2 separate regions of the Mus musculus genome follow, and region 1 is linked to region 2. The links are chromatin loops, found by intact Hi-C in ENCODE. Cell type or tissue: left cerebral cortex. All regions are shown on one strand.

Region 1 (2,500 bases), 490 kb before region 2:
ACAGACACAAAGACAGAGACAGACATACAGAGGACACACACACACACACACACACACACACACACATACACACACACACACACACACACACACACACACACACCTTAACCTTATTTGAAATAAAATTGCAGTACTTCAGAACTACGGTTTAGAGCCAATATAAGACCAAAATTGCTTGTTTTGTTTACAAAGTCCTTCCAGGTAGATTTTTCAATACCAGTAGCTCTCTTATTCGACATGATAAACAGCATGGAAAAAGATTAACCTGTCAAAAATTCTTTTAAAAATAACTCCAAATAATTTTTTAAATCATCTAGAGTATAAACTAATCACTTTAAGAAACTATGAATTCTCCTCGGCAATAAAGATTCAAAGTACACATAAATATCTCCCAGGTATTACCCATTAAAGGAAAAAACACAAAAGAAACACTATGAATCTTAAGGCAGAAATGCAGTAAAGTTGCCCTACAGAGATAGCCTAGTTATAAAGCCACTATCTGAAAGCCATCCACGCCCATGTTATTTAAGATCTTTTGCATATACTAACAGCTACCTCTGTGGATACTTTACATATCAAATACACTGGAAGGCAGAGGGCTTCACATGAATATTTATAGGAGTTGTGCTACTTAAGATCTACAACAGTTAGAGATGTGTCTGTCATGTTTCTGGAAATCTTTCTAAATTACCTGAATAGATTATCACCAAAATCATAAGTAGACATAGCCTTCGAGGATCCTTATTGTTACACAGAAAAACCTGAAATGACTGGGTGGGGGGTGCATTTAGTTAGCACATGGCCTTCCATTTGACTGCTTACAGGGTCACAGAGTAACCTGCTGGGGCCCTGCAGAGCAAATGAGTCTAAGTAGCATTCTGATCAGCTCCCTCTATAGCAGCAGCACTATCCACCCAAAGCAACCCATCTGCTGTCAATACATCTGGTATTGAGAAATAAAACCTTTGCAAAGTGACTCATAACCAGTGCAAATAGGATGAAGTGTTAGTAAAAGTAACATCTCATCTCTCTCTCTCTCTCTCTCTCTCTCTTTCTCTCTCTCTCTCCACACACACACATATATATATGAATGTCTGTATATATATGTATATGTGTGTTTTGTGTATGTATACATATACACATACACATACGCATATGCAAACACATACACACAAACCCATATGTATGAACAAAATTTAGAAAAAATAACAATAGCTGAAGAAAAAATACATGAAGTAGGCGTGTAAATTAAGAACAGTACGTTTACAGGTAGATGACAGTAAAGTGGAAGAAAATCACTTTTCTAAAATATGGATTTTAAAGTCTTTTTCTAAAATTTGTAAATGCAACAAGTATAGACACACACACACAATCAGGGCACTCTACACACAAGCATAGACACTCAGTGTGTCTATGTGTTACAGAATCTTCTACTCTTCTGGTTACACAATTTTCCTGTCTTTTTTTTTCTTTAGCAATATTTCAGTAGATGGCACCAGAGAACCAGAAATCTGTAAATCATCACCTGGTGAGCATTTCCCCATTATAATCCTGTTGTGAATTACCAGCGGAATTGACTAGATACATTAAACACGTGAACATGGAGATGACAGAGCCCTTGATCTTCAAAGCTCTGTTATTCTAACACGTGTATTGTTAACCGAATTTACCTTTCCCAATATGTTTCTTTTACAACTGGAAATGTTTAAATGTTTGCAAATCAAAGTTACCTTGAAGTCACACCCCTAAGTCTGCCATCAGAGATTTAAGAAAAAGTAGGAATCAGTTTGAGTGGAAATGACATTTCAAAGGACATATTTGGGCTTTAAATATCATCTATTCCACCACCAACCTCCCTTCCAAAACAAAAGGAAAGAAAGAGAACCCCGTGGATCCCATGAGGGGATTTAAGTCTGTCTGCTTTGCAAGGACAGAAGAGTGGGAGCAGAATAGAGGAAATAATACTTACTCTGGGTACTAGCCTAAAAAGAAGAGGGAGTGTTTTGAAGATTTGGAATGTATATCTGCATAACTTCCCTCCATGAGCCCAAAGGCTGTACAAAAGTGGGACCAGTGGATAAACACAAAAGAGGCAGCCAGAGCAGCATGCACGCTTTCTCTTCTTAGTGTGGCAATATCAGTGGGCATCAATAAAAATGGAGGATTGCATCTACTATGTCCATTCTATAAATGGTATAAATGGTATATTCTACCCTAGAATGGTAATTCTAGGTATATGATCTGGTCTGTAATGACAAAGGAGTTCTGATCAATGTTACATAAACTGTGCACGGTAGCATAGCCATGTAATCCCAGTTAGAGTCACAATTTCAAAACCAGACTGGGCTGCAGAGTGAATCCAAGGCCAGATTGGGCAACTTGGTAATATTGTGTCTCGAGGGAAAAACATACAAGGTAAGAGTTCTGAAGTGGAGAGCATTTGACTACCATGTGAGAACGTCTGGGATCCTTCTCCAGTAATACACACACACACACACAA
Region 2 (2,500 bases):
AATGCATATACTTGGGTACAATTATATAACCAATGTTATATCAGCTATAATCTCCACAAATAAATTGTAGGAGGAAGAATTAAAATGGAACAACTTCAAAAGTATAAAGAGGTGGTTCTTTGAAAAACGTTGCAGTATTTGTAGAATTACAAATAAAGCAATTCGGAGTAAATAATAAACCACCATGTCATACAGTTCTAAACTATAAATTCCACACACCTTCTGAACTAAAGTAAGTTTGCTACTGCACTGTGGTTTAGCTTGTAAAGTAAAAGGTCTGCCCACACACTAATCAAATATTTGAAAAGAAAAGGTGAAAATGAGAACAGCTACCCTAAAAATTCTTATAATAATAAAATTGACTTTAAAAAAATTTCACTGGAATTTTACTTTATTTTAGTTTTAGCAAATGCTCAATACTTAATGTTTGTAGTCAGCCAGGGCTGAGAGCCACCAACTGCAGTCACCAGAAGCCTGGGACTGAGAGGGGAGTCCTGGCAGTACTTGTCTTTCCGGAGTGTAATTGCTCTGCACTTCAGCGTGTTGGAAACGGGAATGCTGGATTTTAATTTAGTAAGGAAAGACATGTCCGCAGCCTCTGCTCCCCTCCTCCACGAGTTCGGCCACCGGAACAGATGATTTCTTCTGTTTTACTAGGCTGGAGAGAAACTAAGTGTCCAGCGAAGAAAGTGTTTGTGGGAAAGGAATGGCGGGAGACAGGTATTATCCAGATAAACTTCAAATTACAAAATAGGTCTGTTTGTCTGAAAATGCAGTCTTGTCAATTTAAGCTAATGATTGTCTTAACCGTATTAAAATTGCCAAGCTGCCATAAATGTGTCTAATGAGATTTCTTCTGGTAGTTCTTGGTTTTCAGTTTCAGGCGATCTCGGGCAAAAGCCCCAGTCAGTCACGGACTATATTTAATTTGCTGACCAGGTTCGTTTCTTATCTCCTATGGTTTCGGTGGAAGCGGTGACTTCAACCTGAGCCCGAATCTTGAAAGTCAGCACAGGGCTCAAAGAAAACCAGAGCTCCCTCCCTCTATTTTTTAATGCAGTAATTTCACAAGACTGAGCCTCTCAACCCTTCTTTCCACCGGCCCACATCCTCAGACAAACTTGGCCTCCCTCGCCTAGCTCAGGGCAGCGGTAGGAAGTACCCGCCCTCCTGAGCTGGGGCCGGGTGTCCTCGCCGTTCACTGGCTGCAATGGCTGTCAGTGCCCTCAAGGGCGGGGACTCCCACCTTACTGTGGAATCTGAGGACTGCATGGTCACTGGGTCCAGATTCCCCTCCACTCCGCCCCAGAGTCTGTCCCTTCTGCACTTTCTCCAAAGGCCCTCCTCTCATCATCCATTTTTCTGACCCTCTAAGAAGTAAAGTTTCCCTCCACACGCCCCTACCCCTCGCCAGCCGAAGCAGAAGATGCAACGGTTTGGGATGTAAAGCAAATTATGGTCCGGGTCTCTCGGAGTGGTGGCAGATAGCTGTGAAGATGAAATAACTGCTTAGGTTGCATGTTAGTTCAATAAAGTGCACTGGCCATCACGAAATACTGCAGCCATGAATACTAGTGAGAAATGCTACAAAGCACTGCAGGCTTTATCTTTTATTCATCATTTTCAGAGTTTGTCCGGTTGTCCCAAACTATAAATTTTTGAGTATGAGTACTAAACCTTTCTTGGATCACATCAACATCCCATCGTCTAGAAGAGAACAGATTTATAATAAGCTTATTCGGAACATTATTCTGTAAAGCAACTCTATCAAAGCACACCGTCATGAACGTCAGTTCCTCCCGGGAACTGCAGATTCCTTGGAGGAGAAACTAAAGAGTGGTCCTAATAATGCTCTATAAACTGCGGGCATTGAATCCAATTACAACCTTTAAAGTTAGTAATCTCAAAAAGAAAAAAAAGTCCTTTACATCTCTAGATTGTTTTTGCTATATTCAGTTCCATCACCAGAATTGTAAAGGGCACAAAACATATCTTACTTTAAAGTAAATATATTCTTAGTGTTTAGCGCGGGCAAAGACTTAGGCTATTCGAGTATAGTATGTGAGTCAATAAATGTATCTCTTGTGGGTCTTCCAAGGCCTCTAGCACCAGGCGGAGGCTATCGACATTGCTTAGCAGCATCTTCCACGGCCTAACTTCACCTTCGCCCCACTGGGACTCAGCTCATACTTTGCTGCATCCCAGCCCTGGATCGGTTTCAATCGGACCTCGACCTGACTACCCCACCACTCACGCTCGACTGACTCCCCGGTCCGTGAACTTCACTTTTCTAAACTGGGCTGCAGCCGAATCGGTTGAGCCAATCCTCGAGCTGTAAATAGCCAAGGTGACCAATGAGCTCAGCCCGGAGGCGGGTCTTCGCTGGAGTTCCTCCTGTCGGAGCCCGGAGACCTGTTGCCGCCACCACCACCGTCGTGGAGCTTCCTGGGGTCGAAGCGCCCGGACTCTGAGCTCCTGCAGCCAGCGGCCTGCACCACGC

The links. A loop is a pair of places that touch in the nucleus more often than their neighbours do. Peaks named below come from ENCODE experiments on the same cell type or tissue, not always from the same donor. Only the 100,000 strongest peaks of a DNase experiment are listed, where the experiment ranks them.
Region 1: a loop joins it to region 2, with 2.5 times the contacts of the local background. A loop is called at or near these places in 9 of 42 quality-filtered maps.

The regions. Positions count from the first base shown.
Region 1 is chr1:138,128,841-138,131,340 of GRCm38, forward strand. The region is part of intron 1 of Ptprc (protein tyrosine phosphatase, receptor type, C); the gene reads right to left. Among named protein-coding and RNA genes, the nearest start is that of Ptprc, 45 kb to the right of the region's middle. In left cerebral cortex, a CTCF peak has its summit at 1,488 (motif pointing right); a DNase peak (open chromatin) is centred at 1,511.
Region 2 is chr1:138,616,940-138,619,439 of GRCm38, forward strand. All of the region lies in intron 1 of Nek7 (NIMA (never in mitosis gene a)-related expressed kinase 7), which reads right to left. Among named protein-coding and RNA genes, the nearest start is that of Nek7, 1.6 kb to the right of the region's middle. In left cerebral cortex, a CTCF peak has its summit at 1,224; DNase peaks (open chromatin) are centred at 578, 1,200 and 2,358; H3K4me3 peaks cover 2,122 bases; H3K27ac peaks cover 1,605 bases.